Linked DNA regions of Homo sapiens: all the other regions are linked to region 2. The links are chromatin loops, found by intact Hi-C in ENCODE. Cell type or tissue: GM12878. All regions are shown on one strand.

Region 1 (8,000 bases), 90 kb before region 2:
TTCTCTGAAGTGCTCTTCTTCTTTTGAGCACTAGCCAAAATTCCCCTTAAATATATATACTTTTTCTAGCATGGTCCTTCAAATTCTTCCAGCCTCTACCCATTACCCAGTTACAAAGCCACTTCTGCATTTTTAGGTATTTCTTACAGAAGTACCATGCTTCTTCATATGAATTTCTTCCTTAGTTCTTTTAGGCTACTATAACAAAATACCTTAAGCGGCATAATTTATAAATATAAATTTATTGCTCCCAGCCCTGGAGGCTGGGGAGTTTAAGACCAATGTGCCAGCAGATTTGGTGTCTTATGAGGGCCTGTTCTTCATAGATGGCACTTTTTATGTGTTCTCACATAGTGGAATGGTCAAGGAAGCTAGCTTCAGCCTCTTTTATAAAGGTACTAATACCATTCATGAGGCTGGGGCCCTCATAATTTAATCACTTACAAAGGGCTCCACTCCTCAATACCATCACATTGGGTACTAGGTCCCAACATATAAATTTGGGGAAGGCACCAACATTCAGCCCACAGCACACATGTTTTTTGGAAGAAATACTTTGAAAAACCATCCTAGAATTTATTTCCCACAAAATACAATGGGTCATAGGTGAGAGAAGCTTCACTCCTCCCTGGAACTCTCCAACAACACTAAGAGTGAAGAAAAGGCTTGGAAAACATAATGAAAGCAAGGTTAGGATATAGAATTATTGGACATGGTATTTTATGGTTTTGTTTTATAAGAAAATACTGGTATTTTACTAAAAAGACTAAATAGATCATATATTTGAGTCCTGATTCACAAATATTTTAAATTTGATGTTTATTAAAATGCTAATAATCCATTGGGTTTGAAAAGTAAAATGAAATTAGCAAATGCATTAACAGACAGTGATTGCAGAAAGAAGTATATTCTATAAACTATTTTCCTCTTGGATCAAAAATGTACCTACATATGGATTGGCCACATTGGATGTGCAAAAATGGGGTTTCTAGGGCCCCAGGGAAGTAATTACATCATTAACCAATTAATTATTACATGGCTACCATGTACCTGAGTTTCAAAGAAGTCAGATATGGCCCTTCCCCTCCTAGAGATGTACAATAAACATATAAACATACCCAAACAATATATTGATGCAATGACAGAAAAGAGAGGAGGCAATATAACAATATGGGTGATTGGAGTGGAGAGGATTTGGGGTAGAAAATGTAACAATCTGCTCATGATGAGATCCGCTCCTGAATGCCTTCCTTTTCTCACCACCCCAAGGATACAGGAAGCCTTGCTTTACATAGAGCCTGCTCACCAGTGGGCAGTGGGCACGGGTAATTGAAATTAAGCTAACATATTAAGCATATCACTCTTAGCTGCTCTTCATAGAAGGAACAAGATTTCATTTTTATTTTCCCAACCACCTCTCACAAAAAGTATTGTCTTCATTTTACACATAGGGGAGTTGCAAAATCACACTCTGATTCAGATATGCAAAGAAATACAACTCATTTTCTCCTTAACTCTCATGAGTTTAACTATTAATGAGTCTCTATTTACTCAGTAGTGACTTAGGGTAGTAGTTATAGGACAAAGACTATAATCCGGTCAGCTATACTTATATCCTATGCAATAATTTAAAGTCCTTTTGGGTTATTGTTTGGCTCTTGTTAGGTAAAATGTACTGAGTCTCTCATATTTTGGCCCTCTTCTCTTTATCTTCTGTATATTGGTGTTTGAGAGGCAGGCCAAAGGCAGCAGAGTAGAAAGGCAGGCCCTCAGGTCACTAGTGCCTTCTTCTGTGGAGGGGCCATTCAGAGCTGCTATTTGGGCTGGCTATTTCCACTGTTGTTGGCAACAGCCTGTATTCCTGGGCATTGACCTGTCCCCTGCTGCTAGGGCTGCAGCTGGGCAACTCAGGTCTCTCTCTCCTCTTCTCTCTCTCTGGTATCTCTCCCTCTTTCCCCCACCCTCTCATTTCCCCCAGCCTCTCAGCTTTATGAGGGCCTGGGATGCTTACTAATTCAGTCTTCTCTCTGACCTCTCAAGTGCCACAGATACATCACCTCCAGTCTCTGCCCTGGTCTCTGTCCTGTACCTGGCTCTCACCCCTTGCTGGAGGGTCCTATGGAAAGTTTACTGCTTCTCAACTCAATGGCTTTCCATGCCTCCTCAGAGTCATGTGGGAAATTTGGGGCACCTCATCACAGAAAATAGAAGTGGCTTTGAAAAGCCAAATTCTGTTTCTCCCTCTGCCTCTCTACTCGTCTGAGTTTGCTTTGCACCTTTTTTCAGAGTGCCAAATAGAAAGCCAAGAAGAATGACTCCTTCCCCAACATCACTCACCTAACACCTACCAGCCTTCCCCATGCTGGGCTGAGGCACAGAGGGAAGTCAGGGCACACTCCATTTGCCTCTCCTATCTCCTTCTCAGTTCTGCTTCCCAGAAACTCTGGAGCCAGAAGAGATGAACTTTCAGGGTTCTTACTTCCTAAACATACATGCTTCTCCCTCAAGGCAGTAAGCTTCCAGACCCAGCTGCCACAGGTGGAAGGAGTAATCATTTTACAATTATAGAAGAAACTCAGTGATCCAAGTTGTTCAGGTTTGTTTCTTAATATGATATGGGAACTTAGAAAATCTCTGTGGTTGCTGAACCAATACCCCCATTTTCCTTACTATAGATCCCCATTTTATTTAGAGCCACAGTGTGCCCATTTCAAAGTGTTCTCCTTCTCCCTGACTCACAGGTTACTAGAGCTGCTCGCGTGACCCAGTCCTTGCCAAGGAGATATGAGTGGAAGTTGCTGAATAGGGTTTTCCTTTTTAGAAAGACACAGACTTGGTTGGTGTTCATTTTTTGGTTTATGCCCTTTTCCTTTCCCCTTACTTCTGCCAAGTATATAGGCACAATGCCTAGTGTTGCGGTAACCACTTGCAAGCACTAAGGATAGTGACAGGGAAAGCTAAAAGGAATCTAGGTCTGTATCAATCATGGTCCCACCATAAGCAAAACCAGTGGGAGATGAGTGATAGATAGATAGATAGATAGATAGATAGATAGATAGATAGATAGATATACAGATAGATAGATATACAGATGACAGATAGATAGATAGATAGATAGATAGATAGACAGATAGACAGGCAGATTTATTGCAAGAGACTGGCTTATACAATTGTGGGGGCTGTCTAGGCAAGTCTGAAATCTGTAGGGCAGGCCATCAGGAAGGGCAGGCTGGAACTCAGGGGCACAGGATAAAACTGTAGTCCATAGGTGGAATGAGGCTTCTTCAGCAAAGCATCAGTTCTGCTCTTAAGACCTTTAGATGGTTTAAAACAATCCCACCCAGCTTATCTAGGATAATTTCCTTCCTTAAAGTGAATTCAATCATATCTACAAATTACCTTCACAGCAACCTGGATTAGTGTTTGATTGAATAACTGGGCACTCTTGCCTAGCCAGCGTGACACACAAAATTGACCACCACAGGGTCCCAATAGCATCGAGTTGCCACCACAGTAGCTCTGGACTACCTGCCTTTGTCTTTGTAGTCCAGAGCTACGTGGTGCTCTGTTTGTTTTCCAGAGAAAAACAAATGCTATTAAGATGTAGTAGCCAGGTTTCCATTACATACAACCAAATGCAAATCCTAATTAATATATTATTTTGCTCAGCTTTAAGCCCTTAACTTATAGATTCAAACAAATATCTAATTTTAGAGTCAAAACGAACAATAGGTCTGTTCTTGTAGGAGGGTGTTGTGCTTCTCCCCAAGCTCTGAAATTCATTGCTTCAAAGGGTAAGAAGGCCCACAGGCAATAAGATTTATGAAATATGAAAATGCAACCGAAAATGTTTAACAAAAAAAATCGTTTTAAATGCTACATATGTACAAAATTAGTAATTTGATCAAGATTGGAATCCAGAACTGTCTGAAACTGAAACCTGTCCCCTTTTCTCCTATGCCAAGATATGAGCAAAACTCTCTGCTTGGCTGTCTATAGGAAAGAGAACCATCAACAAAGGTGAATTTGTTTAAAGCTGCATATTCATAAGAATTATCATCATAAAAACTGCCAGAAATATTTTTTAAATCAGATTTATTCAATATTAATTCATTCTCACTAGTGCTATTGAAACTGAAATTTCAGCTTCTATATCTTAGGCTGGTCTATGGCTGTGTGAGAAACAAGAGAAAGAAAATTAAAGCTGACCACTTCTCAATGTGAGCTGTCCAAAACCACAAAGAGGTACTTTGAGTAAGTGGGACAGGACAGGGGCAAGTGGGTCAGCCAGTGCTTCAGTGTCTACTTGTTCTTGTCCAGTGAGCGTGTCAAGATGGGGCTATTAATTTGTAAGTGTCAACTTGATTTTCAAAACTTTGGTGCTGATCTGTTAAGACAGCATGCACCTTCCTTCCCTTCAAAGACCCCTGATGATAAAGACTCCTTGTGTTTCTCTGGAGTCTTAGGAGATCTTCCCTTTCTTTGCTCCTTCAGTGCCACAAACATTTAGCAGGTAGACATGGTCAAATAAAGATTTTGATCTTCATTTTATGTAAGAGGAAGCAGCTTTAAAGACGAGAAGCTTTAAAGACAAATTGAATTTATGTGGCAAGCAAACCACATCACCTTCCATGATCCCTGAGGAAGAAATAGAGGAAAAATCAGCACCTTAAAATACTTAGGAAAATCTCTTAAAAATTGAATAAAATTTGGGCCAGAATGTCTTACTTATGACAAGAGACCAAGAAGTGCAGAAGAGCATGGACCTCTACCTCTTTTCTAACTGGAGGACTAAGATTCACAAAATCTGCCCAGAGCAGTGCACTATCCCGTATTTCAAATATTGTTTTCTTTAATTTGCCGCAGCTTCTACATCAGAACTTGCTGTTTCACCTTGCACTTTTATAGAGATGGCTTCTTTCCTTCTTTCTTGTGGGGTTATTAGAGATGGTTTGAGGAGGCTGCATTTGTCCACTTGCTTATTATTTGTTAAATGCCATTAAGTTCATTTCTGAATTGTTTTAAGGCCATGTGTATATTCAGACTCCATCACTTCTTGGGCCAAGTTGGGAGTGTGGTAAGTACCAACTGAATCACTAATGAGATCCCCTGTGGTTGGTCATGAATAGTGGGAAGAAGAATAAAAATTCACCCTTTTCTTAGACTAAAATAAAACTAGACCTACTTCAAACAGTTAAAAATAAAAACATATCTTACCATGGTGTGTCCTTCTGATTATGTCTTAAAGTAGATAATAATTACCAGCATTTGCATAGCACCTTACAAATTATGGAGTACTTTCAGAGCCACAATTTCAATCAATATAATTGAGAATCTGACCTTCTGAGGGGGTCAAGAAAAACTTCTTTGAAGCAGCAACTTTTGAGCTTGGCCCTGAAGCTAAAACCCATTCCCTTTCTGCTATACCAAGATATTAGCAAAAGTCTCCATTTGGCTGCCTATAGGAGAGGAATCATCAAACATGGGTTTGTTTAAAACCCATTTCATAAGAGTAATCACATAAAAACTTCCAGTAATATTTATTTAAATTAGATTTATTTACTATTTATTTGCTTTCCCATCTCCATTGAAATTAAAATCTCAGCCTATATAGCTTCATCAGAGTGACAATTATAGGCTAGTCTATGGCTGTGTGAAAAGCAAAAGCTGAAACAAATAAGCAAAAAAAAAGAAAGTATATGTTTTGAAAGAGCAAGAATATGGTGTCTAGGGTGATGAGGGGAGACTCCAGAGGGAGTTTAGCCTGATTTTGAGGATATAATAGGCACAGTAGATGCTTTGAGAATATATACAAGCATACCTCAGATATATTGTAGATTCAATATTGAAGTAAATACTTCAATAAAATGGGGAATCACATGGATTTTTGGGTTTCCTAGTGCAGATAAGAGTTAGGTTTATACTATATCATGGTCAATTAAGTGTACAATAATATCATGTGTAAAACAACAATGTACATATCTTACTTTAAAAATACTTTATTTCCAAAAACTGCTAACCATCATCTGAGCCTTCAGCGAGTCATAATCATTTTGCTGTTGGAGAATCTTGCCTTGATGTTGATGGCTTCTGACTAATCAAGGTGGTAGTTGATGAAGGTTGGGGTGGCTGTGGCAACCTCTTAAAATAAGACAACAATGAAGTTTGCTGCTGCAAAAGATTTCTCTGTAGCATGCAATGCTGTTTGATAGCATTTTACCCACACTAGACCTTCTTTAAAAATTGAAGTCAACCCTCTCAAACTCTTAACTAAGTTTATGTAATATTCTAAATCATTTGTTGTCATTTCAACAATGTTCACAGCATCTTCACCAGGAGTAAATTCCATCTTAAGAAAACACTTTCTTTGCCCATCCATAAGAAGCAACTCCTTGTCCATTCAAGTTTTACCAGGAGATTACATTAATTCAGTAACATCTTCAGGCCTTCACTTCTAATTCTTGTGATCTTTCTATTTTCACCATGTCTGCAGTTAATTTCTTCATGGAAGTCTTGAACCCCTCAAAGTCATCCATGAGGATTGGAGTGAATTTCTTCAAAACTCCTGTTAATGATGATATGTTGACTTCCTCTCATGAATCATGAATGTTCTTAATGGAATCTAGAATGACAAATCCATCCCAGAAGGTTTTCAATGGACTTTTCCCAGATCCAACAGAGGAATCACTATCTATGGAAGCTATCAACTTATGAAATTTATTTATTAAATAAGAAGACTTGAAAGTCAAAATTACTCCTTGATCCTTGGACTTCAGAATGGATGTTGTGTTAGCAGGCATGAAAGCAACTTTAATCTCCTTGTACATTTATATATATATATATAATATATATATTTATTATATTTTAAGTTCAAGGGTACATGTGCACAATGTGCAGGTTTGTTACATATGTATACACGTGCCATGTTGGTGTGCTGCACCCATTAACTCGTCATTTACATTAGGTATATCTCCTAATGCTATCCCTCCCCCCTCCCCCCACCCCACAACAGGCCCCAGTGTGTGATGTCCCCCTTCCTGTGTCCAAGTGTTCTCATTGTTCAATTCCCACCTATGAGTGAGAACATGTGGTGTTTGGTTTTTTGTCCTTGCGATAGTTTGCTGAAAATGATGGTTTCCAGCTTCATCCATGTCCCTACAAAGGACATGAACTCATCATTTTTTATGGCTGCATAGTATTCCATGGTGTATACGTGCCACATTTTCTTAATCCAGTCTATCATTGTTGGACATTTGGGTTGGTTCCAAGTCTTTGCTATTGTGAGTAGTGCCTCAATAAACATATGTGTCCAGGTGTCTTTATAGCAGCCTGATTTATATTCCTTTGGGTATATACCCAGTAATGGGATGGCTGGGTCAAATGGTATTTCTAATTCTAGATCCCTGAGGAATTGCCACACTGTGTTCCACAATGGTTGAACCAGTTTACAGTCCCACCAACAGTGTAAAAGTGTTCCTATTTCTCCACATCCGCTCCAGCACCTGTTGGTTCCTGACTTTTAAATGATCGCCATTCTAACTGGTGTGAGATGATATCTCATTGTGGTTTTCATTTGCATTTCTCTGATGGCCAGTGATGATGAGCATTTTTTTCATGTGTCTGTTGGCTGCATAAATGTCTTCTTTTGAGAAGTGTCGTTCATATCCTTCGCCCACTTGTTGATGGAGTTGTTTTTTTCTTGTAAATTTGTTTGAGTTCTTTGTAGATTCTGGATATTAGCCCTTTGTCAGATGAGTAGATTGCAAAAATTTTCTCCTATTCTGTAGGTTGCCTGTTCACTCTGATGGTAGTTTCTTTTGTTGTGCAGAAGCTCTTTAGTTTAACTAGATCCCATTTGTCAATTTTGGCTTTTGTTGCCATTGCTTTTGGTGTTTTAGACATGAAGTCCTTACCCATGCCTATGTCCTGAATGGTATTGCCTAGGTTTTCTTCTAGGGTTTTTACAGTTTTAGGTCTAAATTTTAAGTCTTTAATCCATC
Region 2 (8,000 bases):
AAGCCTAAAAAGACTAATAAAAACTCAACAAACATTATTTTCTAGTATTATTATTATAATTGCTACCATTATCATCATCATAGGGTCATTGTTATTATTATCATTGTTATTTTTGACATAGTACATACAGTCCTTGATATTTTAGGCAGTTAATACCTTTTGTTATTATTAAAATTGATATTAAATTTAAAAATTATCTGGACTACTTAAACCAATAACCATTTTCTAAGTTTCAGGAAGTCATCTGTATATTTGAGACAAATATGACCTTGTTTTAACCACAGCTCCCTGAGATGAACAGAATAAGGGGTATTTTTCCTGTTTTTCAGAAAAAAAAATGAAAATAGAGGATAATGGAAGTAAAGGCATGTGTCTATGGTCAACTAGCTAGGTCTGGCTGGAGCCAGGATTTGAACTGTATCATTTAAATCTTAGACCAAAACAGAGGCCTCGACTGTGTCATCATCATTGAGTCTTAAAACTAACATGGAAGCAGATGTCAGAAGACCTGGATTTCAAGACAAATTCTGCCAATTCCTAATCATGTGACATTGTCCTAGATATTTAACTTATTCATGCTTTAATTTCTCAGACCATTAACTGGAGGTTGCAATAGTCAATGTCCTAGCAGGAAACTGATGGTGCACACAAATGGGATGAGTGAAGACAGGTTAATGAATAGAGTACTGCAAAGGTGTGGACAGGGTTGGGGAAAACCAACACAACATGGTGAATTATGTGGAGAAGGGGGCAGCTAGCAACAGCAGGGAGCCACTTCCACTCCTAGGCCCCAAGGTTTGAGAGTTGTACCTGGAAGGAGCTCTAGCTGGAACCTGAAGCGTAGGACCTCCTAGAAGAAGCTGTGACCTTTGGAAGAGGTGTGCAGCCAACCCAGAGTCTAACATTATGGATTTCAAAGAAATGAATACTCGGACCTCACGTTCTTTTTTTTCTCTAATTATCTGCTTGTGTTCCCCATTAACATTAACCAAACAAATAAGGAGCCGAAGACATTGGAGCCCACTGTGTTCTACAGATCAGTCCCCTGGGGCACAGAGCAGGGTAGAGAAGAGTAAGAGTAGATCCAGAGGGGAAAGGAAAATACCCAACATGAACGATAATTACTCTATCTGCTCCCCCAGAGTTATTGTGAATGTACATTGTCATTTCTCAGGTACTAAGAAAACATAAAGCATTGAGAGTGTTTCTAAAACACTCTCAATATAAACAATCTCAAGATAAGACTGTTCTTACCTTGTTAATTTTGCCATTCTATCAACCTGCAAGATAGTAATTTCCATCCTCTATTTTGCCAGTGAAGAAATACATAATTAATCTCAGAAAGGTTACTTTTCACCCAACTGATTGCTGTTCAAGTGTTAATCTCTACAGCTCTAAAATCTTTCCTCATTTTCCTATTTCAGGCCCATTTTCCTTTTTCTCTTTACATATGAACCCATCAGTTGTAGCTCTAATGAAACCTTTATTTCCAGAATCTTTGGACTTTCTGTATATCCCTTTATACCTGGCAGCACAATAGTATGTGCAGACAAGTTTTATCAGGCATTTTTGATGAGCTTTCATTCTTAAATTTACCCCTGCAGACCTCCCAAAGACAAGTGCTGAATTTGTTTTTGAAGCCCTCCCTATGGCTGGAGCTAGCCGGTCTATTTTGATACAGGGTGTGGAGGCTTCCCTGGCTGTATCACACCCACCTAGATAAGGGAGACAGGATGCCACACGACCTTCTGATATTTGCCAAAGAACAGACCAGTAGGGGAATCAAGAGAGCATGGGTGTGCCTAGTTAATCAGGCAACGCAGACTAAACAAGCCTCCACATTTCCTTCCTCTGGGTTTTAATGAAAGTTCTTTCTAACCAAGAATGAAAACAGTCATTTGTTCATTCAACATTCGCTGAGCACCTGACAGGCCTTGTGCTGGGCACAAGAGATGAAGAGACAAATGAAATACAATTCTTCTCCTCAAGGAGTTCAAAGTCAGGCAGGCAAGACAAACACATAAATAGACAATAAAAATACAAGATGGTGAGTATTCTAACAACTTTGAACAGAGGTCTAAGAAAAAGCAAGGTCCTTTGTCTGGTACTTGGAGAAGCCTCATCAAAGAGCTAACACTGGAGCTGGGTTTTAAAGGAAAAGTAGGGAATTATCAAAAACAGATAAGAATTATAGTAATAATTCTAGAAACTTATTGACTGCCTTTCATGAACTAAAACATAGGCCTTTATCATTAACTCTCACGTCAATCATATTCTAGAAACAATTAAGCTGGAGCTCAGAAAAGAAACAGCATGTCCAGATTCACAAAGGTAGGAAATGGCAGAGCTAAGTCTCATGCCAGGTTTTTCTGGCTCTAAAAACTCTTTTATTTCAATACTGCTATTCCAAATGGAGATAAGAGAGGCAGAATGATACCTTCAGGGAAAAGTGAGGTTTTGAGACTAGCTGAAACATAAAGCCCTGGGGGAAAGGGCTGGGAACAGAGGCTGGAAGATGGCAGTAAGCTCAGATATTAAAAGGCCTCACATGTGTCACCCCATTTAGATTGTTTTGTAATTATTGGGAAGCCATAATCATATTTCTAATTTATAAATGTCATTCTAACAGAAGTGAAGAGAAAAATTGGAGGCATATGGAAGACAAGGAGACCAATCAAAAAGCTGTTGTCTTCTTCCAGGCCAGAGACATTTGAGACCTGAATGAAGAATGTATTTAGTGAGCATACAGATTGCAAAATCAATATGAGTTGGAGCAATTCTGGAATGGGTCCCCCCATAAAACATGACTGTGCATTCCTAGAAAAGCTCTTTGAGATCATCTGCATTTTGTAGATGGAAAGTTGAGGCCCAGAGAGGAGACAAGGAAGTGCACAGAGAGTGTCAGCTTCAGAGCTCACTCCATCTCCTGACCCAGATGGGATCTGATGCCCTTACCTGTCTTTTTGGCAGCCTCTCATGGGAGCTATAACACAGGCCCACACCACCACATCACTGGACATTCCCGCCTGTGAGATGCAGCCGTTTCTCTTTCCCAGCAAGTCATTCTGGAATATCTCGCAGTACATGGACAAGATCCAGCCATCTAGGAAGGCTGATGGGAGGAAGCCCTAACAATGAACAAATGTGCAGGGAAAACCCCCAGTGATTCCCCAAATGAGCTGAAGCAAAGCAAACCTTCCGGACCTCATGCTTCACTGAGCAGGCAGATTGTCTGAGCAGGACCAGGTGATGAGGAAAAGCAGGATGGTATAACTTGCAATTCCTGAGACAAGCTTTGAAGCAGAAGCCCAGGTGCAGTCATTACATTACTAGGAATATCACTTACCTTCCTCTGTGTGCCAGCAGCCCATGAGGGGAAAGAAGGAGCACTGTGCAGAAGTGCCCTCTAACTAGAGACCTATAGCTTGTTTTTGGGTTTTTTTGTTTGTTTGTTTTTGTTTTGTTTTATGAGATGGAGTCTCGCTCTGTCACCCAGGCTGGAGTGCAATGATGCAATCACGTCTCACTGCAACCTCCACCTCCCGGGTTCAAGTGATTCTCCTCCCTCAGCCTCCTGAGTAGCTGGGATTACAGGTGCCCACCACCATGCCTGGCTAAGTTTTGTATTTTTAGTAGAGATGGGGTTTCGCCATGTTGGCCAGGCTGGTCTCGAACTCCTGACCTCAGGGGATCCACCTGCCTCGGCCTCCCAAAGTGCTGGGATTACAGGCATGAGCCACTGCACCCTGCCACATGTGGCTTGTTAAAGATCTTACTTTGTGTTAACAATGACCACACCAATTCCAGCATCCTGCACAGACTCATATTGACCTCCTGTGGCCACCTGTCCAGCATCCCAGGAGGCTCTGCTGGCTAGCTTGGATTTCCTCCTAGCTAACCCTTTAGCTCTCCGATCCTCAGCAGACCGAGGCCTGATATCATCCTTACCTCCCAGTTAGCTCCTCTCCTCTGAAGGGGGAAGCCAGGAGCAGGGAGAGCACAGTCTACGGGCCAATGCCGGGGCACCCCTTCCCAATTAGCCAGAGCCTCATCCCTGAAAACATCTTCAGCCTGCTGGCGAGTGCAGCCTGGTGTGATGCTATACCCATATTCCCTAGCTTGTATGGTTACCTGACTGCCAAGAGCCAGCATCCTATTGGTCTAGTGAGTCTACACCAGGTGGCCAAGTGAGTGGCAAAGAACAGAGAAAAAATATGAAGCTACAGTAAAAATGGTCCAGACAACTTTGAAGACAGACAGGAAACAGGGCATCCAGAGGACTTTCAGATGCAGGGTATAAGCACATGCAGCAGCATTATATGTATCGTCAGTGCCAGCTAATTCAGGCGAGGCAGTTTCTTCTCAAGAGGCTAAGAAAGGAAGACAATTACCTTTCTGGTGTTCTCCTCACAGCTTACCACCAAGAGCCTTCTGGGGATCTGGCATGTTGAAAATGCTCTAGCCGGTTCTACCTCCCTACCTTTGGTCATTTTCTTTTCCTGCCTGGCATCCTCTCTGACCTTTCCCTTAACTCTTATCCATAGTTAATGTTCCAGCTCATTTTACACCTTCTTTCCCACAAAGCTTTCTGCCTTAGTTTGAGTTACTCAGAAAACAAAAGCCTGAGTCAGAGACCCAGATGCTGGTCATTTACTTGAGAACAATCCCAAGAAGCAGAAGTGAGAGTGTGTGATGAGTGAAATGGGAAAGGAAAAACCAATATAAGGTATATTGTCAAGGTCGCCATTGCCAGGACCTCCTGAGAAATGTAAGGCATGCCTTCCACAATTATCCACCAGTTGTATAGGAAACTGGAGCATTTATCCATAGGCTTCTTCACTCCTTGTTCCCCTTCCCTTGTTCCTGAATGAGGGTTGCCCCCACAGTACTGTCTTAGTTTATTTAGGTTGTCCTAGAAGCAGAGCCTGAGACAAGGATTCGAGTGAAAGTCATTTAAGAGGTGATGCAAGGAAGCACCTGTAGGAGAGTGGGAACTTGATAGTGTGAAGGAAGGAAGCCAATCAAGGGTGTGAGAGCAGGCAAGTTACCACTATAGGCAGCTGGAGCTGAATCCTGCTGGGGAGCTGCCAGTGTAGAAACATGCCTCAGATTTATCCCTGCAGAGAGATTGGCTGGAGGGACTTTATCCACCACTTTCATAAGTCATCACTTGAGGTTTATGCCATGGGTTGGGGGTGGGAGTTTAATTTCCTGGCACTTCCTTCATTCCCAGCATATAGACAGAGTGGGGTCTTGCTGTCAGAGAGAGCCTGCAGGCAAAGATTTACAGCTACTCACCCATTGGAAGTAAAGTGTATAGACTTTACTCTCTACAAACTAGAAAACATAGGTGTAACATCTCCCCCAGGTTGTGCCCTCCAGCAGGCTGAAGATGCTCCCAGGGTCCTGAAGGAAGAAGCTGAAAGACAGGGACTCTGGCAGAGGGAAGTGATTCTGAACTGCCTACAACTGTAGTTGAAGTTAGAGGTGGGTGAAGGGCAAGGGCAAATGGAGCACCAAGGGTGTGTCTAACACCATCACTGACTATGCCAAGCCACACTGATTGTTTCTGTCCTTCCTCTGAGCACCCTTTTTTTAGTATCCTTAGACATGCATAGGTTGCCCTATATATACATGTAAGTTGAGCACTTGAAAGTAGAATGCAAACTTTTGGGATTAAGGCTCTGTGACTTAGCCTTTTTAGCACTTAGCAGAAAGTTTTGTATCCAACTATAACTGTCTACTTTTGCAAGAAAATTGAAGCATTCATCATGATCTCCCTCCCTCCCCTATCTATAAAGTTATCTTCATATTTATGTTATATATATGAAGTTACTTCATATATATGATGTAAGATATATATATATATATATATACACATATATATATATATATATATATATATATGAAGTTATCTTCATGTCTTACATCTGTTACTCCTATCTTGGAAATAACAAGAAAGAGGTTTCTCCTTTCGCTGATTAAGGTAAACCCATCTATCTGCTCATGTTTTCTATGCCATTGATTTCACTCCTCTTCTGGGAATCCTCACTCCTTTAGTTATCTCTTCTTGCAAATTGTCTGTGTAGCAGGTATGTGGGCCAAGTGGTGGTCCTGAAATCTGGACCATCCTACTCCATTTCTTCTTTGCTTGAAGCCTCAGAGTAGCTGAAGAAACAAACCCTTGGGATAAACTGCAGGATCTGTAGTGAGCAATCAGCTGTGGCTCTACCAGGGCAACCAAAAAACCTGCATTCCATCTAGCTTGGCAAGGGACTCCATTCTGTATGATCAATTGTGTAATATTAGACTGGGAAAGGGGGCACCTGCTTTCTCCTTCCCTTCAGTCCTGACAGGGTGAGGAAAAACAGAGCTCGTGGGATAGGAATGAAGCGTGAAAATGCCCTAGTCATGCCCAACACACGTTCTGTCCTCAGCTTCCCTCTCTAATTCCAAGGCCTGCCATTCCCTAATACCCAGCTTAGCTTTCAGAAAATAAACTGCTCCTTGTCAAAATCATTTGAATTCCTTTACAATATAGAACGTTCCTGTTGACCTCCATGGAATCTAGAAAATTAAATGCCTCAAAGATGCGGAACATGGATTGGAGAACTACAATAATATTTTTGCCATGTTTTCTGCCTCCTGAAATCCTTTTGGGAACATAGTTGGAATAAATAACCCTACATAACTTAAAAACAATTCATTCATGGCACTTCTCTTGACCCATTCTATCTTTTCCCCCTGTCTGATTCCTACTTCCCTTCTTGCCACAGGCCTTCATGTTAATGAGTTTGAAATATGTCCTTAAATATTTATGCTTACTTGTAAAATATGTAGTGTTGGCTTGGGTGTGTATATGTCTTTAACTTATATAAATCATATGGTATTATAAATTTCATTCTGTGTCTTTTGTGACTCAATGCTAGAGATTTGGGAGGTGAAATGAGGTAGTGTTTGTTTAATCTTTTTTTCATTTGAAACACATCACACATATGAAAGAGTGCATGAACTTTAAAACCCTCGTGTATGGTCATCCCTGATATCATCTCCCCCTCCACACTAGAGGAACTTTTTAAGCTAAACTTAATGTTAATCACTTTCTTTTTTGTTGTTTTGTCCATTTATTTTTCCTGGTCTCGGACTTTATGTAGTGAATCATACAGAATGTATTCCTCAATGACTTGCTTTTTTGGCTGAACTTTTTTTTAGATTTATCTATGTTGCTAGTATAGCTGTGGTTTATTCATTTTCATTGGTGTACAATGTGCTGCTATACCATACTTTATTTATCTGTCTACCACAGGTAGACATTTGGATTTGTTGCTGTTGTTGTTTTTGCTATTCTGAATAACGCTGTTTTAAACATATTGACCTTGTTTTTGTGTGCAGCTGGACAGAAATTTATCAGTGGAACATATCTAGAATTGGCTGTGCTGAGTCATAAGGAGTGTCACTCTTCTGTTCTAAGCAAGGCAAAATTACGTTCTAACGTTAGTATACTCACTCACACTCTCTCCCATGGAGTTTGATAATTTTCTTCTTCATATTCTTGGAAATAGTGACATTGTCAAACTTTTTATTGTCAACCTAGTGGTCATAAAAAGGTATTCAATGTGCATCTCCTCAATTGCCAATCAGCTTGAATATCTTCATAACTTTATGAAACACATATGTTTTCTCTTATGTAAAAGTCCTGTTTGTATTTTTTGCTTATTTGCCCTTTAAGTTTTTGATCTTTTTCTTAAGAATTTTTAGGAGAATGTGTGTGTGTGTGTGTGTGTGTGTGTGTGTGTGTGTATGTGTATTATGGATACTAATCCTTTGTCATGTATATATTACAAATATCTTCCAGCTTTGGATTTTAATTTTAGCCCTGTTTATGATATCTTTAGTAAATAGAAATCTCTAATTTTAATGGGATAGAATTGATCAATTGTGTGTGTGCTATGTTATGCATAAAAAATTATTAGCCCAGTATGGTGGTGCGTGCCTGTAAT
Region 3 (8,000 bases), 64 kb before region 2:
TTGCATCTGTCTCTCCAACTAGACTGTAGGGTTCACTGGAGTCATGAACCATATTCTAATCATCTTTATATCCTCAGCACTTAGTACAATAACTGCTCGTAGCTGCTCCACCAATGTTTATGGAGCTGAGCTCATTCTGCTTGCAAACGTCATTATTTGTTGTTTCTTAATTTCCACAAAGAAGAAGGAGAAAAGGAAAAAGGAGAAGGAAAAGAGGAGAAAGAAAAGAGCTGGAGAAGACCTTAACCATTAGCACGAGTCTATGGACCAAAGGCATGAAATATCACTCCCTTTATCCTGCCCCTTCCTGCTTCTTAGCAAGAATGATTGTATTCAATTTCTCCCTTCTCTGTCTTTCCTTTTGTAGTCTCTCTCCTTGAATCCCATGAAGAAAACATAAGCAATTTGGCAGTACACAGTTAGAAAATCCCAATCTCATCTCACCTCTTTGTTTTATAAATGAGGAAACTGAGTCTCAAGACATCATCATGAGCCCACTTCTACATTTACTTGTCATTCTCTCTACCCATTTAATCATTGTTTCTAAGCTCACTCTTACCCTTCACCCATGAAGAGCTCATTCCCACCTCTCACCTTCACCCTTAGCTCCATTCCATCCACAACGAGGAATGTTGATCTAGATCTTGACAGTCTAAATTATTGTGTTCGACACACTCATAAAGCTTTCAGAAAGGTCAAAATGTGAAATGCTTATGATTCTGATACTTGCTGGATTATATGTCTTTTCCCTTGCATGTTGTAAGTCCGATCCAAAGAGAACTTGTCTTCCCATCACACTCTGACTGAGGTGATCAAAATCAGTTTACAAGAAACATATACTTTCCAATAATGATAAAAGATTAGCAAGAGAGTCATTTTTGTTGAACTCTGCTAAGCAGTCTGCTCTCAGCTAGATGTTTTGCATCTAGGATCTCATTTCATTACCAGAAAAACTGCAAGACAAATTTATCCCATTTTATAGATGAGAAAGCTGAGGTTTAAAATGTTATAGTTAGTATGTAGATGAGCCCTAGATTCAAACCCAGTTCTCTGGTTTCAAAGCATACATTTTCCCTGCTATTCAATGAAGACATTTATGATAGGTCATTGGATGGGGTCTAAAAAGAAAAAACAAAACTAAACTAAACCCCCCAAAATGAAGACATTTAATTGAAGGAAAAAGTCCTGTTTAGAGGCAGCATCTAATCTCTTCACCTCTTTCTTAAAGCTGTCTTCTTCCCCTCCTCTACCCCTCCAAGATGTCTCTAGAAAAGGTTGATTGCTATTCAGGGTGGTAGGATGCCCCAGACCACAGAGGCATAGAGCAGAAGTCAGGCATCAGAAATTAGGAGGGTGGTCGAGGAATAAGATCCAGGAATATGGGAAGGAGTTGTAAGAATATCGAATCCAGCTCATTCTGTAAATGTAGCGTGTTTTCTTCCCACCCCCCAGCAGTCAGGAAAGCCTTTAATGGGCTTCCACCTAGCACTTCAGCTGTTGCCCAGCAGCATCTTAAAGGCACCACTAAACACTTGCCATGGTGCTCTCATCAGGCTTTGAAGGATTGCCCTGTGGGCTCCACAATTGTTATTGAAGCTGCAAGAACTCAGTTACTTCCTGGAAATTGCAGGTTCAGCCATAGCGAAGTAACCATTTTAGCCAAACCAAATAAATTCAGAAACAGTACTCCCACTAACCCCAAACAGCATTCTCACTAACCCGAAACTCTCCCGGCTTTAAAGCAGAGAATAGAGACTCAGCAAGGCCACTTTATAATTTCTCAGATACTTTCTTTTCAAGTCCAGACTCATGCTCAATTTTTATTCTTTGATTTTACTTTTTCAGAGCAATAAATTAGTAGTTTTAAATTAGTGGTTCATTCTAAGACTAGAGGGCAGAGTTCAACAATGATTCAGCAGAGAGGGTTATTCCAACAACTTGGCACAAGGAGTATTGTACCAGGTGACTTCTCATTCATTTCTTCATTTATCCTCACAACAGCCAATTGGGTACAATTTCCCTCTCATATTTTAGATGAGAGTTTAATTACACCACCCAATGTCATACAACTGAGAAGATGCTGTGTAGAATTCAACTTTTATTCATATCACTAATTCACAACAACATCTCAACCTAAAGAAGAAGAACTACACAACAGTGGCCAGTTTCAGGACGTAACAAAATGCCTGTCATTGGCACTGAGATATGAAACAGCAGAGGATGCATGAATCAGTGCACTTTAAATAAGAAATTTAGGGGTGAGTAATAGGAGAGAGATCTGGACAGGAAGTCAGGGCCAGATCATTAAAAGCCATACTAAGGCAAATTGGGCACTAGGCAGTGAAGGAATATTTGAATAGATTTAAGTAATTAGTTCATAATTTTTCAATGAATATTTTGTGTAATACCAACTATATGTTAAGTCCTAGGGACAAAACTATAAACAAAACAGGTGTTTCCTGCCTTCACTGGATCCACAGTCCAAGAGAAATGAGTGTCATTTCCATGTAGTGTGAAAAATGCTCTGATGGGGGATGAATGGGGTCTTGGAAGAGTATTAGGAGGAGTAAGGAAGGGACAGATTCCCAAGGGAAGTCATGCCTAAGCCAAGATTTGATGGAGGGTGAGTGTGGGGAAGGAGGTAGTGAAGGAGATTGTTACAGGCAGTGGAAAGAGCAGGAGCAAGGCCAGAGATGAAAGTATGGTGCTTTAGAATAATAGGACTTTGGGAGAGGGCTGGTGGGCTTGATGAGAGATGGAGCTGGAAGGGTAGCAGGGGCTATATCAAGAAGCCAGGGAGTGTTATCAGCAGTTTTTGTTTTAGAAAATCACTGTGAGTGTAGTGACAGCTGGATACGAAAAAACCATGAAAACAAACTTAAGATTCTCCATCTTTGAAAATACCATGAGTATATGGTTCAATAAATTGATGGAACCTCAGGAAGCAAATTTTGTCATTGCTCCCTATCAGTTAGGATGCTTTCAGCTGCACGCAATAGAAACTCAGACTGGCTTAAAGAATAAGGAAATGCAATAGCTCTAGGAGGAGCTCTAGGAACTCAGAAGGCATAGCACAATCAGTGGCTCAATAGTATAATCAAGCATTTTGGCTTTTTCCATCTCTGCATTCAGCCATCCAAAACACTGGCCTCATCCTAAAGCTGGTCCCCCTTGAGAATGTAACATGGATGCCAATATCAATTGGGACTAGATGCTTCTTTGTTGTCATCACTGAGAAAGAGAAGGAAAAGTATTTTCCTCAATAATGGAATATAAGTCTTTTCCTTTATCTTTATTACAGGTCACTACTAAATCACTGACCATGGGGGAAATGTCACTTGTTTATTGGCTTAGATTAATTGAGATTTATCTTTAGAACTAGGAATGGTATCAATCTTTCCTGTGTCTCCTTCCTAACACTACCATGGTTTTCTTCAGGCATCCATGTCCTCCAGGATATAAAGGAAGAAGTTGAGGGATGGATGCAGAGTATACTATTCTCCACCATTACAAATTGGGCACCTTTGCTTTTGAATGAGTGACCACAGCCCTGGAAACTTGTATGCTTTGCTAATTGAGGGCAGATGAGCCTCAGGTCAATCCCCCATCAATTATCCACTCAACAACAATAAAATGCTAACTTGTATGCCCTAACCCAGTTTGTTTAATTATTTGGAAGTGATTTTGTATCTAAACAACCCACACACTGGACATAAGCAATCCTGGATAAAATAGAAGTTTATTAAACTCATCTTCATATTTACATAAATTATTTTTTAAAAAGACACCATCTAGGCCAAGACCAGTTTTATTTTTCCCTTCAAAGAATAATGTTGAGGATCAATTTCTCCAGCTTAACATCACCAGCCTTGGCAGCAGCTCATATTTGGAATATAAATGATGTCATCTGGTTGGCCTTTTCCCATCACAAACAGTAAATCTCTAAATCTGGAGAGATCTTTTATTTGGTTACACATATTGTACAGCATCAAGGGGTTAGAACACATGTGCTAGAGATTATTAAAATCATCTGGAGGAGAATGGCTTATTATTGGAAAGCCCAGAACTTATGACCCTTTCATGCCTGGTGTCTCCATCAACTCTTCTTTCGCTCCTACCTTTTCAAAGAAATAATTGTGGCCGATTGGCCCATGATTATTTGCATACTAAGGTTTTTCTGGTGCACCATGCCTCTTCTCTGGAAAAAGATATCCCTAGCAGAGTATAGAGAAAGGGGAACAGGATTAGGAATCAGAAAGCCAGTCACAGCAACATGCCAAAATATGACTTTGGGTAACACATTTGAACTCTACTAATTTCACTCTCTCATCTATAAAATGAAAATAATAATAACCAGCCTCACAGGAATTTTTTAGATAGATAGTTTTTTAAAAAGTCATTGAATATCTGTTTATCACTGTATAATTTGCTAAAATCTTTCAATTACATTAGCATTAGTCTTACCTAGCACAAGAAAGACACTCAACAGATATTTGTTGAATAGCATGTAAATTGGTGATATTATAGTTTGATGGATTCTGAGTCGTTAAGGTATCTATCACACCTCTGAACTTAGTTTTCTTTATTTATAATGTGTATTCAACTGTATCTCTTTTTAGGGTTGTTGTAAGAGATAAAGAAAATAACATACATGAAGTATCAGTTTCGGGCACTTTGGTGTGTACTTGAGAAAGAGGTTTCCTTTTCTCTGATCGCTTCTTCTTTCAGAGCTTCATTCTTCTCATTCAACAGAATTGGTCATAATTATAACATTCTACTTGTTGAGGAGATAGCTGTGGGGCAAAGAGAACAGGGGGGCCAAGCTTTGGTCCTAATTTTCCATCTTCCCAGTTGTGTGAACTTTGACAATTTGGGGGAGTCTGTTTCCCCATTTGAAAAATAAGGAGCTTGTCTAGATCTGAAGTTCCCAAATTTTTGAAGTTTATAGAGCAAACAAACAAATAAACAAACAACAACAACAACAACAACAAAAGACCAGTACCAACCAGGAGCCTAACATAACATGGTCAATTTTTTGATCTGAGAAATAGATTTTTGAAAAATAACTGTCACTTACCATTACAATCATTTCAAATTAAAGGACAAGGAACTCCAAAAAAGAAAAAAAAGAAAAATTATGAAATATAAGACATGACTCTAAAATGATTACATTAACCTCATGGGGAAAGATGCTGAATCGTCTTATTGTCCTTATTTTTTTCTCATTTTTCCACAGACCTGTGAAAACTTGTTGTGGACCAACATGGGTCTTCAGAGTAGTACTTGGGAACCTGTACTGTTCTGTATTGTGGACCAACATGGGTCTTCAGAGTAGCACTTGGGAACCACTGGGATGCATGACATGGAAGGGCTCTTCTAGCACTATGTCCTGTGATTCTATCATAATTCCACCATGGTGAAAAGCTGGGATACTTAAACAACAGTTTGTTTAGGTGAAATCAGTAAAACAATGATCTGATTCAGCTAAGAAGCTGATCCCTGAAGTCATTTTGCTGAACTGAATGACTCTAGATCTTGATAGGAAGTATAATTTAGTCAAAACAATCTAAATTGTTATGTGTGGATTGACACATATGAGTTGTTCCCGCAGGTCTTCAAAATACTTCCTTGCCCCTAATGAGGCTGACTCAGGCTTTGTTCCCCACCAACTATAAATTGATAAGTATCACACTTGTACCTACCTACATCAAAATGAGAGAGATATGTGAGTGAGCCAAACATATCCAAAGCATTCCTAATTCAGGCACTATGTGCTCACCCTGAGGTTAGCTTCTCTGACACCTTCCACTCTCTAATCTTGAGCCAAAATATGTCTCTACACTCTACTGTGGTGATCTCAAAGTCCCTGTATGAATGCCTCATATTTTATCACCAAAATTCTAAATAGAGACTCTCTGTTTCATGGTTAGCACTCATTTCTACCAAGCTTGATCATCTGAGGTGGACCAAATTAGAAATAGGCAAGCAAAATAGAGGTAGGAGAAGCTATTAATACAGGTCAGGAAGAGATTAGTTTTGGCTGGGTGCTGTGGCTCACAGCTGTAATCCTAGCATTTTGGGAAGCTGAGGTGGGCGGATCACTTGAGGTCAGGAGTTTGAGACCAGCCTGGCCAACATGGTGAATTTCCATCTCAACTAAAAATAGAAAAATCAGCTGGGCATAGTGGAAGGCACCTGTAATCTCAGCTACTTGGCAGGCTGAGGCAGGAGAATCACTTGAACCCAGGAGGCAGAAGTTGCAGTGAGCTGAGATTGCACCACTGCACTCCATCCTGGGCAACAGAGTGAGACTCCATCTCAAAAATAAATAAATAAACAAATATAGACAGGTCAGGAGTTGTGGGTTGTGGCTTTGCTTGACTTCACAGAAGAAAGAGAGAAAAATCAAACAGAACTAACTGTAAGCTACTGAGGACAATAATAGATGTTCATATCTTTGGTTCTAAGTCATCAAGAAAAGTTTAAACTATGTACAAGAACCTTCTCAAGGAAGCAGATAATTCATTGAGATAGATGCTTGGGGGTGAGGGCAAACCTCAGCTATCAGGAAATTCATCTCAAGTTAGCAAACGTGAATTCTCCTGTGATCCTAGGGTAATGAAGTAGTAACAGCAATAGAAACAACCATAATAATGGCTGGCTACTGCATTGTACTCTGCCTCTTAGGAGTACTTCCATTTTCTCATTTAATATTCAGATCAACCCCATGAGGAACAAATAATAATTTTTATTATCCACTCATTTCTCCAAGTGAGGAAATCAAAGCTCAGCTTGGTTAAGTAGCTTGCCAAGACAGCAGAGCTAGTCAGTGGCAGAGTAAGAATGCAAACCCTAGTCTTCTAACTTGAAGCCCAGTGCATTTCCCACCCTCTGATCTTCTCTCATCCTTATAAATAGCCATAAGACTAAGTAGTTCAAAAATATCTTCTTTCTGGTTCTCAGGCCCATTACAAATGCCACTTGCCCTGGGTAGGAAAATAAAGCCCAAGCTCTTTGCTGGACTATGTGCTAAGTCCTTGGCGCCCAGAAATAACCTCCTGGAGACTATGGGCCTTATATTTACCGCAAAGCAGTGGGTAAATAACTAGTTGGTGTTTTAGTGTTTTGTGGTCACTTAATCTGTTGTGTTGCTTCCCAAGACTCTGAAGGTTTCCTTTTTCAGTTAATTCTTATTTACGTTTCTGAGGTCTGTGTTGTTTTGGGTTTGGTTCATTGGATGTTTTTCTTGGAATGTGTTGCCATTGGCTTCAGGATGTTCCTGCTCTGCTATTTCATGGAATTTTCCCCGAGTGTGGATTGCTATGTATTTCTTCGGGGCAGTGAGCCAAGGCAGTGCTGGTATGTAATCTGTTCCTCTGGCCAGAAGACTTCTTGTCACCCATCCACATGGTGCTTGGTTGTATTTCTCCACTGATAATTCCCCTCCATCTGTTAATGTGCAGGAACCTTGGACTTCAGCCATCTTGTGTGTTGTGCGTTATTGGCTCTGGATAAGACAAGGCCAGTTGCTTCTGATAGAGATTGTGTCAACTGATTCTACCAGTTTGTTCTATCAGCCCAGGGTTGGGGAAGGAGATAGATGCCAAGTGTCATAGAAAGAGTGGAGAAGGCTCACAGGGTTAATGCTATAGACAAAGCAAGAATTTGTGATTGAAAACGTCCAGCCCTTCACACAGCCCTATGCCCCAGTAGGAGAAGAGCCAGGAATGCCAGGTGCATTGAAAACACCACACTCTCCCATGGCTCTCAGCGAGCCTTTCTTCCTTTGTCTTTGACAATCCAATACAAAGTATGTGCCAAAGAAAAATAAGAATTTGTTCCATATCAGAAAGTTTCGTTCTTTGGATATTTTCTTTGTGGGTAAAAATAAAATATTAGAAAGGTCAAATAGTGTTTGTTCAATAAAATGGTATGCTTCCCAAGGCTTTCAGCCTAATTAAGATACAAAGCACACATTGAGGCAGAAAGTTGCCCTCGAT

Evidence for each region. Peaks named below come from ENCODE experiments on the same cell type or tissue, not always from the same donor. Only the 100,000 strongest peaks of a DNase experiment are listed, where the experiment ranks them.
Region 1: a loop joins it to region 2, with 4 times the contacts of the local background. A loop is called at or near these places in 2 of 110 quality-filtered maps.
Region 3: it touches region 2 in a loop (3-fold over the local background); 3 of 110 quality-filtered maps call a loop at or near these places.

What each region holds. Positions count from the first base shown.
Region 1 is chr1:56,041,400-56,049,399 of GRCh38, forward strand. The region is part of intron 3 of LOC105378737 (a long non-coding RNA gene); the gene reads left to right. Among named protein-coding and RNA genes, the nearest start is that of LINC01755, 100 kb to the left of the region's middle. In GM12878, no CTCF peak of the experiment used is centred here; no DNase peak of the experiment used is centred here.
Region 2 is chr1:56,130,923-56,138,922 of GRCh38, forward strand. No RefSeq gene overlaps it. Among named protein-coding and RNA genes, the nearest start is that of LINC01755, 190 kb to the left of the region's middle. RefSeq lists enhancers at 2,362-3,561, 4,484-4,573. In GM12878, no CTCF peak of the experiment used is centred here; DNase peaks (open chromatin) are centred at 1,832, 3,189 and 4,637; H3K4me3 peaks cover 878 bases; H3K27ac peaks cover 2,338 bases.
Region 3 is chr1:56,066,862-56,074,861 of GRCh38, forward strand. The region is part of intron 2 of LOC105378741 (a long non-coding RNA gene); the gene reads right to left. LOC124904591 (a long non-coding RNA gene) reads left to right here. Exons shown (of 2, transcript XR_007067031.1): 2 at 3,439-3,654. Among named protein-coding and RNA genes, the nearest start is that of LINC01755, 130 kb to the left of the region's middle. In GM12878, a CTCF peak has its summit at 3,040; no DNase peak of the experiment used is centred here.